Regions from separate parts of the Homo sapiens genome. Here regions 1 and 2 are each linked to region 3. The links are chromatin contacts, found by Hi-C or POLR2A ChIA-PET in ENCODE. All regions are on one chromosome and are shown on one strand. The core of a region is the stretch at or near the end of the contact, and the rest is flanking DNA. Distances in the headings are between cores, read along the strand shown.

What was found. A loop is a pair of places that touch in the nucleus more often than their neighbours do. ChIA-PET counts read pairs that join two places held with the same protein, here RNA polymerase II (POLR2A). Pooled maps may share reads with other maps.
Region 1: a loop to region 3 is called in a pooled map, with 5 times the contacts of the local background. The contact joins the promoter of BCYRN1 here to the promoter of FBXO11 in region 3. A Hi-C loop is called at or near these places in 1 of 37 single-sample maps with no recorded cell type and 4 of 50 pooled maps. POLR2A ChIA-PET finds 5 or more read pairs at or near these places in 3 of 52 experiments (BJ, OCI-LY7 and WTC11).
Region 2: a map with no recorded cell type shows a loop between it and region 3 (14-fold over the local background). The contact joins the enhancer-like site here to the promoter of FBXO11 in region 3. A Hi-C loop is called at or near these places in 5 of 37 single-sample maps with no recorded cell type and 4 of 50 pooled maps.

The regions. Positions count from the first base shown.
Region 1 is chr2:47,333,153-47,337,602 of GRCh38, forward strand. BCYRN1 (brain cytoplasmic RNA 1) reads left to right here and starts at 2,163. Exons shown (of 1, transcript NR_001568.1): 1 at 2,163-2,362. All of the region lies in intron 1 of EPCAM-DT (EPCAM divergent transcript), which reads right to left. RefSeq lists a silencer at 1,594-1,643 and enhancers at 3,521-3,610, 3,798-4,092.
Region 2 is chr2:47,307,923-47,312,339 of GRCh38, forward strand. All of the region lies in intron 3 of EPCAM-DT (EPCAM divergent transcript), which reads right to left. Among named protein-coding and RNA genes, the nearest start is that of BCYRN1, 25 kb to the right of the region's middle. RefSeq lists enhancers at 1,680-1,869, 3,130-3,199. Within about 2 kb of position 2,414, at least 26 of the 41 ENCODE cell types and tissues checked have a DNase peak (open chromatin) inside an H3K27ac peak, as active enhancers do.
Region 3 is chr2:47,905,248-47,909,611 of GRCh38, forward strand. FBXO11 (F-box protein 11) reads right to left here and starts at 1,251. Exons shown (of 23, transcript NM_001190274.2): 1 at 242-1,251. The coding sequence starts at 473. LOC100506235 (a long non-coding RNA gene) reads left to right here and starts at 303. Exons shown (of 2, transcript NR_187636.1): 1 at 303-552; 2 at 2,071-2,920. RefSeq lists silencers at 24-73, 84-203, 564-753, 1,244-1,343 and an enhancer at 1,413-2,197.

The DNA.
Region 1 (4,450 bases), core at 913-3,412, 570 kb before region 3:
CGACCTTGGCTCCAGCTTTCAATGCGAACTTCTTACAGTTTAGGTCCTCTGCGAAGTCACTTGCTTCCAGTAGCTCCTATCAGAGCTGAGCTGAGGCCTTAGACTGGGGTTAAAAGAGAGGTGAAGTTTCCCGCTGCAGCACTAAACACATCACTGAAGGCCTACGGAGTAATCCTTGAGCATCCCCTGACTCAGAGCACTGCCACCGCATCAGCTTCTTCCAGATGCCAAGAAGCACCTCTGGGTCTTGGGGTTCCGGCTTGTTTGTGTCACAAGTAATAACTTGTATTTTATTTGCTTTTAAAAACTGGATATGCTCCCACTTCTCAGCCTCTACAATGAGACCTGTGTTTCGTGTTTTTCAGTGTGCCTTTGAGAAAGGCCCATAAACCTATAAACACCCTTTTTCTCCCCAAGGTGAGGTTTGACCCTAGTACTTACTACCACTGTTTACTGGAGAGTCATGTTGAGAACATCTCCTTTAGGCTCTATTTCTCATCCTAAGGGATATATCCAGCCTTCATTATGGAAGGTTTTGAAGGCCTCAAATAAAATCAAAGTAGAATTTGAATAAAACATCTTGGCTGGGCACGGTGGCTCGCATCTGTAATCCCAGCACTTTGGGAGGCTGAGGTGGGCGGGTCACAAGGTCAGGAGATCAAGAACATCCTGGCTAACACGGTGAAACCCCCATCTCTGCTAAAAATACAAAAATCAGCTGGGCGTGGTGGCGCGTGCCTGTAGTCCCAGCTACTCGGGAGGCTGAGGCAGGAGAATCGCTTGAACCAGGGAGTCGGAGGTTGCAGTGAACCGAGATCACACCACTGCACTCCAGCCTGGCGACAGAGAGACTCTGTCTCAAATAAATAAATAAAACATCTTAAAGAAATAGAAAATACTAGTAGAGTATTCACTCTGATTTCAGAATCAATTTGTGGAAATTCAGTTTCACAAGAATGAAAAAAGCCCCCTAAGCAAGGTAGCTTTTTTTTTTTTTTTTAAAGATGGGGTCTCACTATGTTTTCCAGACTGATCTCAAACTCCTGGGCTCAAGCAATCCTCCTCCCTCAGCCTCCTGAGTGGCTGGGACTACAGGTACACATCACCACCACCCTGCTAGGATATGGTAGCTTTTTAACCAAAACACACCACCATGCAATGGAGAGCATGTAACTTGTTATTTGGTCATACAAATACATCAGAATAAATTCCACCTCTCTTGTGGAGCCCTTTTTCCTACATCTGCACAGAAACTGGCACTAGCAGGACTGCAACCGAGGCAGACTCGAGAATTAGCAGACTCTGGCTCAGGCAGGACAATAGAGCAGCGGGAAATTTCTTTCAAGGGCTTTTGTTGCTGTTGTTGAGATGGAATCTTGCTGTGTCACCCAGGCTGGAGTGCAGTGGTGCTGTCTCGGCTCACTGCAATCTCCGCCTCCCAGGTTTAAACGATTCTCCTGCCTCAGCCTCTCAAGTAGCTGCGATTACAGGCATGTGCCACCATGCCCAGCTAATTTTTGCATTTTTGGTAGAGATGGGGTTTCACTATGTTGCTCAGGGAGGTCTCGAAACTCCTGACCTCAGGTGATCCGCCCACCTCGGCCTCCCAAAGTGTTGAGATTACAGGCATGAGCCACTGCGCCCGGCTTGAGACCTTGAGGGGCTTTTTAACCAAGAGATGGTGTAGGGACAGAAGCCAGCAAGAAGAACATGGTGGACTCTCTGTGAGGCCCCAAACCCCAAATCATGAGCCTCCGCCCCCTGAAAGTATTCCAGGATCTCTGAGGGAGGTTTTGGGAGGGGGCCAAGGTCCTGCAATTGGGTGGGTGGGGCTCCAAGCCATTGTTCTTTGCACATTCATGCCAATGTGACCTAATTGGCTAAGCACAGGCTGGAGAAGCTAGATAAACCTATTTAAATTCAGAGCCAAAAGACACTCAAGGATGTTTTCTGAGGGGGTGTGAGGGTTGGAAAATCATCCTATATTTGATTTATCTCCCACCTCATGTCCTGAGTCAATTCCTTAGTCTTAGATGAGGGAGACGACTTGGGAGTCATCCTTGTTTTTGATGAGCTATATAACCCTATGGCCAGCAGAGGGAAGTACTGCATTTCAGAGCGACAATTTGAGATCTATGAAAGAATTTCAATCGAGAATAAGAGGCCGGGCGCGGTGGCTCACGCCTGTAATCCCAGCTCTCAGGGAGGCTAAGAGGCGGGAGGATAGCTTGAGCCCAGGAGTTCGAGACCTGCCTGGGCAATATAGCGAGACCCCGTTCTCCAGAAAAAGGAAAAAAAAAAACAAAAGACAAAAAAAAAATAAGCGTAACTTCCCTCAAAGCAACAACCCCCCCCCCCCTTTTCATATTCTTGCCTGGAAGAAAGGCCTTGCTTTCCTCAGCTTCTTAAAGCTGGGAGAAGTTAAAGCCATTCTGAAATGCTGCTGCTACTGCTATATGTGGGGGAGAAAGCAAATTTTCTTTTTACTTTTTTAATCAGTATTTATTTTAAGTTCGAGGGTACATGTGCAGGATGTGCAGGTTTGTTACATAGGTAAACGTGTGCCATGGTGGTTTGCTGCACAGGTCAACCCATCACCTAGGTATTAAACCCAGCATCCATTAGCTATTCTTCCTGATGCTGTCCCTCCTCCCACCCCACCAACAGGACCCCAAATTTTCTTTCTTTTTTTTTTTTTTTTTTTTTTGAGATGGAGTCTAGCTCTGTCACCCAGTCTGGAATGTAATAGCTCAATCTCGGCTCACTGTAACCTCCATCTCCCAGGTTCAAGTGATTCTCCTGCCTCAGCCTTCCAAGTAACTGGGATTACAGGCATGCACTACCATGCCTGGCTAATTTTTGTATTTTTAGTAGAGACGGGGTTTCACCATGTTGGCCAGGCTGGTCTCAAACTCCTGACCTCAAATGATCCGCCTGCCTCAGCCTCCCAAAGTACTGGGATTACAGCTGTGAGCCACCGTGCCCAGCCTCCAAATTTTCTTATTTCCATGGCCTTGAGCAAAATTATACCATCCTAGACAAACACACACACACACACACACACACACCATTCTCCCCCTCTTGCTGTCTTTCTCAGATATGAGTCTCTCCTCCAATGGCCATTTTAAGCTTGCTCTTTTGCTCTGTAATACAAGGCCTGTTCCCTGTTAAAAGGAATGTCAGGCATCTGTGAGCAGGTAGGGAAAACATTGCAGGAGGCAAGTAAACTTCTCAGCATACCTGCCATCATTCATACCTTGAAGGCAGGTCAAGCCTGTAGCGTCTGAGTCTTCCATCCCTGAAGCACCAGCAGCTCTGACTAGAGGTCCTGTCTCCCAGCTGTGGCCCCAGCTCTCCCTGATGGTGACAGTTGCGACTTCCAAACTTGCTCCTCCCCATATCTGTAACTGAGCCCAGCGTACATTTGCCTCATGGGTGCCATTGGACTTCCTTTGTGAGCCATGTTTTCTTTCACCTTGTCCCAATCCACAGTTAACCAAATCTTGGCCCAAATTATGTGCTGGCTGGTGTTGGGCAGCTGTGAGACCCCTCCTTGCCCCATCTCTGTCTTCTAGGCTCTTCTGAGAACCAGTGTCCTTTGAGATCTCAGATGGGATTTAGAGGAGGGTTTCCACCCAGACCACTTTCCACAAATTTCACTTCTGCATTTCATCTGGTAGGGTGTGGTTTTCAACTAGAAGCCCAAATGAGGAAGAAAAAAATTCATTCACCATTCAGGACAGGGTGTTCACATTTGAACCAGGCAGAAATAGCTGAAAGAAACTGAATTCTAAAGGGACTCTCAGCTTTTGGGGGAGACATATTTGAGTGCAGGAGGCTAGACCACCCACTGGCTGGCTCTTTGCTCCTCACTGAGGCCAGCCTTGACTCTAAACAGATAACACAGGGCCAAAACACACCCAGCCAGCTTTGATAAGCAACCGTCTCTGCCAAACAGTTTCTTTCACAGGGCCCAGATGATCTCATCACAGAGGCTGCATTCTCTGGTATCTGTTCCAAGCACAGACTCACTTCTCATTACCTTTGCAAATAATAGTCAATCTATCCTGAGAAGCTCCTTTATATCCCATACTGGGCTAAGGTCTGAAGAGGGTACAGTTAAAGAACCCATGATCTCAGACTGGGCATGGCAGCTCATGCCTATAATCCCAGCACTTTTGGGAGGCCAAGGCAGGAGGACCGCTTTAGCCCAGGAGTCCAAGACCAGCCTGGGCAACATAGTGAGAACTCTTGAGACCTTGTCTCTACAAAAAATAAACAAAATTAGCCATGCATGGTGGCTTGCACCTGCCTGTAGGAAGCTGAAGCAGGTGAGCCTGGGACGCAAAGGTTGCAGTGAGCCAAAATCGCACCACTGCACTCCAGCCTGCGCGACAGAGACTGTCTCACAAAAAAGAAAAGAAAAGAAAAAAAAAAAAGGACCCATGAT
Region 2 (4,417 bases), core at 1,164-3,663, 600 kb before region 3:
ACTCCTGACCTCAAGTGATCTGCCCACCAGGACCTCCCAAAGTGCTTGGATTACAGGCATGAGCCACCACGCCCGGCCGTACAGTGAGAATTTGAACCCAGTTCTGTATGACTCCTGAATCCTCTTAATTTCCACACTACATCAGTATTCAACAGTCAGGACTGCCTACACAGGCTGCTTGATGGAGCTTCCCTGGCCTCCACAAAGAGAACCTCTCTCCATTAAGATTTGCTTTACATTAAGACTGGGACTTGCAGCACCTTGTCTGAGTCCCCTCCCTGACCAGCTTCCTTCTAGTAGCAGTTGTGAACTCAGTACTGCTTTCCTCTTACTCCAAAAAGTGCTGCTCTTTTCTTAAAAAAAAAAAAAAAAAAAAGTTTCTTCTGGTTATTTTTCACTGTAGAAGATTAAGAAAATCCTGAAAAGCACAGGAAGAAAATAAAATAATCCATAATTACGAAATTGAGATAATCTTTTAAAACAGCTTGATATATTTCCTTCGTGTACAAGGTGTTTTTCAGAGGCCTGTGGATCCCAGCCCCTCCACCAGCTCCTGACTCATGAGCTTCTCCCGGAAGCTTCTCCCTTTACTCTCATGGGCAAAGACTTCCTCCCTCAATCCCTCAAAGTGACCCCACAAGGACATAAGGCTATACCCTGCCACCTTCTCTTTTTTTTTTTTTTTTTTTTTTTTTGAGATGGAGTCTCGCTCTGTCACCCAGGCTGGAGTGCAATGGCACGATCTCGGCTCACTGCAACCTCCGCCTCCCGGGTTCAAGCGATTCTCCTGCCTCAGCCTCCTGAGTAGCTGAGATTACAGGCACATGCCACCATGCCGAGCTAATTTTTGTGTTTTTAGTAGAGACGGTGTTTCACCATCTTGGCCGGGCTGGTCTCGAACTCGTGACCTCATGATCCACCCACCTCGGCCTCCCAAAGTGCTGGGATTACAGGTGTGAGCCACCATGCCCGGCTTATCCTGCCACCTTCTAGCCTCAACTGAAAGTCAGAATTCTGGAGCCAAATTTTGGAGACATGTGGAGAACTGATACACAACAATTGTTACACTCTTTCCTCACTAAACTTTTTAAATTTTTTTTTTCATTTTTTATTTTTGGAGACCGTGTCTTGCTGTCACTCAGGTTGGAGTGCAGTGGCACGATCACAGCTCACTGCAGTCTTGACCTTCCAGGCTTAGGTGATCCTCCCACCTCAGCCTGCCGAGTAGCTGGGACTACAGGTGTGCACCAGCACGCCCAGTTAGTTTTTGTATTTTTAGTAGAGACGGGGTTTCACCATGTTGGCCAGGCTGGTCTCAAACTCCTGACCTCAGGTGATCCACCCAGATGATCCACCCGCCTCAGCCTCCCAAAGTGCTGGGATTACAGGCATGAGCCACTGTGCCCAGCTGATTACTCTTGTCTCCTGCTAAATCACAGACGTTTGGGGAGTTCCTTCAGGACCCCAATAAACTTGTCTGTGGAGGCCTGGGGAGTCTCTTCAGACCCCCAATAAAATTTGTTTAATCCTAAATGGATCCTGTTAAGAATTCCTCCATTATTTTGTCACGCTTTAAGGCCCAGGAAAGGCCTAGGCAAAACTCTTGGTGGGCTTTTGTTACATTCCAGTCTTTGTATAAGGGCACTGGCCCTTTCAGCTTTTAATATTTAACTTAACTACTCAGTCAGTACTTTCACAGTTGTTATGGAAGCCTGAGGATCTTGCCACTGCGCTCTAGCCTGGGTGACAGAATGAGACCCAGTCTAAAAAAAAGAAAAAAGAAAGAAAAGAATGTCCTGTATTCACACAACCACCACAGAACTGGACCTTCTTGAACAGTGCAGCATGGCTCATTCCTTCATTCTTTGATATCCCAACCCCTGCTCAGCATCTGCAGCATGGGGCACAGAGCAGGCACACCCTCCAATGCTGCTCTGTTCACTAGACGGCAGCTTTCTCCTCAGCCCTCAGTGTTCGGCTTGTGCACAGAAAACGTGAATCTAGATAATAAGAGCAAAGAACATCTCCACGGGACATAAGTAAACCACCACACCCCACCCACCTCTATCAACCTTATCTGCTTACTTGGAGCTCTGATCTCTAACAGGCAATTAATCCTCCCTTGTGGAACTCAAAAGTCACCTACCCATTCCCCAGGGAGCTGGGTGATAAGAAAGCGCAAAGTTTAGGATTACTCTTTGATAAGAGTCTTGCTTAAACAAGATCACATACAAAAGCCTGTCTGATCCCCACACCCTTCTCCCCTGGCTCCCCTCTCTCCTTTCTTCCTCTCTTGCTTGTAAGATTGCAAGATTGTGCAAGCCAACCCACAGACTTGGGCTCTGAAAGGCCTAATGCAAATTGCTTTTAGACACACACATTTCTTTCCCAGCCCTCTGTATTAGTCCACTCCCCACCCAGCAGGCCTCACCCTTACCCCCTACCTGGGAGTTGACGCTTGGGGCTCCCCTGGGAGCTGATTGCCCTGGTCTGCTCCTGGCCACTTCCCATTGGTGCTTGCTCATTTACATTTTAAAATTAGAGCAGAGTTCAACACTGTGGTTGGCTTTAGTGGCTCTATGAATTGTCCTACCCTGGTGAGAAAAATGCAGACAATATAGCCACCTGGGAAAACTTTGCTCCTAAAATAGCGCAGCCCCCACAGCATTCTGGCAACAGGTTGCTCTGTGGTGAGTCTCTGGCTCTGGGCTGATAGAAACACCCGGGGATGTAAATAGCAATGAGAAAAGGCCACTTGTACCACGATGACGTTTCGTGTTGGCGGGTTCTACCCCCACCCCAACCCCACCTAAGTTCTCTATTTTTGTTTTGCTTAAACTTCAGCTCACAGCATAAACACCCAGGGTTGAGGCTCCATTCTGCCCTAGAGCTGTGAGTGCAGGGTGAGGGGTTGTGGTGTCCTGTTCCTCCTACCATGTCCCAGCCCCTCTGTTTCAGTCTCAGCACTGTCCTCCCAGACCCTCCCTTCTGAAGGTCAGTTCCCTCTGCTGCAAAGTGGGAATAACAGCATTCGTTGGGAGGGTTGAATGAGTTGACAAAACCCATGCCTGGCACAGTGCCCGCCTGTGGCAGGCTGCAGTGTCTCAGGCCATGATTAAGACAGGGTTGTGGCAGTGATGCAGGTGCACACAGTGGTGAAGAAGCAGACGGTGGGGACCCTCTTGGCAGTCCCCGACCACACAGATGCATGGCAGGACCAGGAGGTGGGGGGCCTCAGGCTGAAACGGCCATCTCCCCAACTCCTCCTTGTTTGTCGGATTCCAGGCCAGCGCCTGGCAGCCCTTCGGCACAGAACTTCTTGTACATTCCACAGCAAGTGAAAGGGCTTTTGTCCCCACACAGGAAGAACAAATGACAAAGGCAATTGTGTGTCTCCCCACGGGCCCACACAGCAAGCTTGGGAAGAGAAAATTCTTTCCCCAAGAGTCCAGCTTTGCTGGAGCGGTTGCAGTCACAGATCAGTCAAACTGTGGCACAGCTCTGGAAGAGTGTGGCATCTGAGCTCCCACATGTGTGGCAGGGTGCTCATCGCACGCCCAGCACACACACATGTGCACAAACTCCAACACATTGCTCCTGCCCAGACTAGCTGGGCAGTGCGTCACAGATGCTCTAGCTGCAGGGGCTCAGGAGGGCATCACACCCACCCCCTTCAGGAGGTTATGGCTTTATTATTCCCTGATATGGTTTGGCTGTGTCCCTACCCAAATCTCATCTTGAATTGTAGCTTCCATAATTCCCACGTGTTGTGGGAGGGACCCGGTGGGAGATAATTGAATCATGGGGGCAGTTTCCCCCATATTGCTCTCATGGTAGTGAATAAGTCTCATGAGATCTGATGGTTTTATAAGGGGAAACCGTTTTCGCTTGGCTCTCATTCCCTCTTGCCTGCTGCCATGTAAGACGTGCCTTTGCTCCTCGCCTTCCTCCATGATTGTGAGGCCTCCAGCCATGTGGAACTATGAGTCTATTAAACTTCTTTTTTTTATAAATTACCCAGTATGGGCATGTCTTTATTAGCAGCATGAGAACAGACTAATACATTCCCCTTCCCAGGTGGGCCACAAAGGCCCAGAGGGTCCTACAACTCGCCATGGGTCTCACCGTGCTTGTCCTTTTCAGGCCTCATGGCCCACACTGTGAAGAATGTTAGGCACTATCAGAGAAAGATCTGTTTTCAAGAAGTCTATCCTGAAGGCCCTTCAAACACATAGTCATTGAGGGCCTATGAGAGGGTGGAGACTCCAGACTACCCACAGGAGATAAATTATACTGAAGAAATCATTCTCACTGGGACAGGATAGATCTCTCCTTTTACCATTTTTTTTCCATCCTTATTTTTCGTATTCTCTTGTAATTATCATAATAGGAAGCTGAGGGTTTGGAAGATTTTAAA
Region 3 (4,364 bases), core at 1-2,500:
AAACCAAACAAAGCGCGGCCTGAGCGAGAGCCCAGGCGAGAAGGGAAGCCGCGGCTTTTCCTGCCGGCCGGGCCCGGCCCGGGCTGACACTGCGGCACCGGGGGACCCGCCTCCGCTCAGCTTGGGTCTCCCACCCCCAGGGCGCGCAGGCCGCCCCCGCCCGCCCGCCCGCCCGCCCGCCCCGGCCTCCCTTCCCGCGGTGCCCGGGAAGGCGGGCGGTTGGGAGGTAGCGCGGCCTTACCCCGCTCGCCGACGTTGTTCCGCTCCTGAGGCAGCGGCGGAGGCGGCGGTGGCGGCGGCGGAGGCTGCTGCTGCTGCTGCTGCTGCGGCGGCGGCGGAGGCTGCTGCTGGGGCGGCTGCTGCTGGGGCGGCTGCGGCGGCGGCTGCTGCGGGGGCTGCTGCTGCTGTTGCTGCACCGGGCGCGGCCGCGACACTCGCCTGGGTCTCCGGTTGGCGGCTCGGACGGAGTTCATTTGCCGGGCTGAGGTGGCGGCGTTGGCGGAGGGACACACACACGCACACGCACAGCGAGCTTCGGGGCAGGAGAAAGGGGTGGGGAGAGTGGGAGAGGGGGGAGGAAGGAGAGGGGGCGAGGGGAAGGGGAGACGCTGAGGGCGGAGGGGGCGAGCGGGACCCCGAGTCCGGAGAAAGGCCCGGGTAGACAGACGGAGACCGAGCGAGGCCGGCCGGGAGGGCCTGACGCACGGGGAAGGCCGAAGCCGCCGGGCGGGGCGGCCGCGAGGGACGAAGGCAGAAAGACGGGCAGACCGAGAGAAAGAAAGAAAGGGCGTCCGCCGCTTGGGGATCCCGAGGCGAAGCGCGGCGGCGGCGGCGGCGGCGGCTGAAGAGACAGATCCCGGTCCCGCCGACTCGCGAGCGGCGTCTCCGGCAGCGGGGGGAGTGGGCGGGCGGGTGAGGAAGGGAGAAAAAGAGAGGGAGAGAAGGGAGGGAGGGAGCAGGGGGCGCCCGGCTCTTTTTTTTCCCTCTTCCTCCCCCCCACACCCCCTGAAAGAGATTTCTGTGAGGAATTTTTCTCTCTTTCTTCGGTCTCTTCTCTCTCCTCCCCCCCTTCTCTCCTCGGCGAAGGGGAAATGAGTGTGAAGGGAGGAGATAGGGGGAAAAAGAGGCGTCGTCCTTCCTCCTCCTTAAAGGAACCTTTCCTCCTCCTCCTCGTCAGCCCTGTCGCCGCTGCTTCTGCTGCTGCTCCGTGGCAGGAGGAGCCATTGACACCGCCGGAGCCTCCACTCGCCCAGTCGGTCCCTCCCCGCCGCGGGGCTGGCCGGGGGCGCGGGGGAGGGCCGCGGGGCGGCGGGGGGAGGGGTGGGTGGGCGGGGAAAGGAGGGGCGGGGATTCCGTCCAGGCGGCCAATCTAAGGCGCCCGTACAACCTTCCGGCCAATGGGGCCTCCGCTCTTATCGCGAAGTCCCTTCAACGCCCTGTTTCCTCTCTCGGGTTTCCTCCCTCCCCCGCCTAGGAGGGGGAAAGAGGAAAGGGGGAGTGTGGCGGGGCGGGTGATAATGGGGAGGTATCAGGGCAAATAATAGAGCAGGGGGTGGGCGAAGAGAGCGCCAGTGCGTAGCGACGATTCTGGGAGAGGAGGTGCTCGGAGGAAAGGGCGGGGGTTGCTGATGTAATGGGGAGAAGTGATTAATCCTTCGGTTCGCCGTTTCAGCTTCCCCCCTACCCCAACCTTCACCCGATTTTTTTGAGCTGAAAAAAAAGTGGAACGAGGGAGCCAATCTTTGGTAACTCGGGTTTTCTGTGGTAGGTGGGTTCAAAATCTGAGCTGTAGGGAGCGCTAGAGATTTCGTGCCCTTTAGCCAAGCTGAGGGTATTTGCAAACCCTGAAGATTTCCGTCTCCGAGCTTTGGGCTTGGTAAGCGAAGTTTGGAGTCGGTGCCTAATCGTATATCATCTAAACCTTGAAAAGGCTTTGACCTTTGGCCAATTTGATTTGTTCTTTGAAGAAGTGTATACAATGTGTGGGAAAATAATATGTGAGAGGAGAGAAGTAAATGTGTTGATGTTGTGATTGTTTATGTGATTTAATTTTTAATTTTTTTTTTTTAGGTCCCACAAACTGCAAGGAAAAGAAAAACCCTCAACAGGAATTACCTTTATACCTGATGCCCCCAACATAATCTCTCTCCAAGGGAAACGTGTTTTTATTGCCTTGCGGCTGAAAATGTATTCTCGATTCTCCCCCTTCTCTCTTTTGTTGTGCATTTTTTGGATGTGGTAAAACTGGCAGTTTATCTGATTATCTGGTTTTCAGAACTTTGGGCGATGTCTCTGAGTGTCATCAGTTGCTCTCTAGGTTTGACATAGATAATTAAGCAACTACAAAGCGTGATAAAGCTTTTGAGAGGGAGGAAAATGTATTTTGGAAGGAGGGAGAGACGCAAAGAGGCGAGCCTGTGTGTTGAGTCCCAGACTTGGTGTGTGACTACAGGCAAAGTACTTCACCTTTCTAGATGTCAGCCCCGCCCCCCTCACCTCCCAAGTTTAAATAAGAACTTATTTTAGACTACATGATCCTGTTTTCAATTTTTAAGAGTTCTGTGATTTTGAGATGATCTCTCTTTAGTCCAGAAAAATAGAGAAACGTAGGTCTATGTTTGTTTCTCAAAAAAATATTTGAGGAGGACAGCTGTTACAAAACAGCTGGAGAACTCCAAATTTTTATGGTGGTTAGCTAGGTGCAAATGGGTACAATTTTAGGTTTGTTCAAATAAACATAGGGGAAAAGTAAAAGTACAGGAAAATTACGTTATACATATAAGTGTGTCCATCATTTCTGATTTTTCTAAAAATTTACTTTTTTATTTGACAAGTACTTTTTGGCTCCTTCCGTGTATGCATTAATATGTATATAAGGTGTTATGGGAAATACTAATAAAAGGAAAATATTGGGCATAAAGAGTTTGTATTTTGGTGTGGCAGAGTGGAAGTTTTACTTACATTAATTCAGATGTAAAGAAAATGTAGCTTGTTTATTTTCTGTAATTTTAACTTCAAGTCCCCACATCATCTCAATTTTTTAAAAAACATAACTGCTTTCACCTTTTATTTCCCCAACTCTCCTTCTAATATATTAATGGGAGGGGCGGGGTTTAGGGTTGTTATATGTGGTATAAGGGGTATCTTTTACATACCCTAGATTTCTAAGTTTATTGCAACAATTCTCTGACATATGGCAGTAAAATGCCTTGTTTTAGCAAAATTAGTATATTATGACAATTTCCTGATAGATGGTAGTAAAGTGTCTTGAGAAAGGAAGCACCTTTTTCAAATTCACAGAGTAACTGGTAGGGTGGTAGCATCCCTGAGGAATAGGGAGGTTTACAAGGGCATCTAAGCCACTAATGCCAGTCCTTATGTTGTCTTCTGGCGTGGAGTGGCTAGTATTGTCTGATGGCAGCCACTGTCGTTTATCATTTATTACTCATAAAACTGGTCATTTCTGTACTTTTGAGGCTGATTTCTTTTGCTGAAATCCATACATGAGCCATTTGCCCCATACACTATAACCTCTTTGTACTGACCCCGAGTCTCCACAGGTCCCTTGATCCTCATGGTTCTCACTGAGACACATGGGTACTTCTGGATTCCCCGAATACCACGTGTAGGCCTTGATGAGCCAGGAGCCTTGCTTTGGGCTTACTAGTTGTTGAGCCACTATCCAACAATGTTGCATTTTTCTCCTTATGTCATATTGAACATGCTGGCAGGCTGAAAGTAGAACTCCTAGACGTCTTAGTGTTTCACAGACATGTCCAGGGACGCAAACCACTATCTCCAACTTTCTTGGATTTCCCTATGTCTCTGTGCATATGTCAACTACATACCCTCAATTCTAGTTTCCACCCTGAGAGGGGATGGAAAGTAAGCACACTGAGTCTGATTAACCTCTTCCTTGTACCCTTTTCTTCTTTCCATCATGCCCCAGGGTTTTTAAGGAATGGATTTTTCTCCTTCCCATTTGTCAGGAACTTTCCTTCTGTACCGTATCCTCTTCATTTTTGAGATTTGGCATTTCTTCTGCTCCCTTTCTTGGAGCCGTGATAGCTGATGAAGTGCTCAAGAGAGAACCCAGTTTAACAATAATGGAACACCTATTGGGAGATATTAAAAAATATTATCCTATCCCTACATTACTGGTTTCTACATATGTTTAGTTTATTTCAGGGATTAAATGTTGAAGTCATCTTTGTGTAAAAGTGTTCAAACTCAATTGTGGAACTTAAGAGTTGTCAGGACGGACCTTGGAGATCATTAAATCTCATTTCTGTATTCAACAGACTAGGAAACTAAACTCCAAAGAAGGGAGGTGACAAAACTATAACTATTTGGTAGCAAAGCCA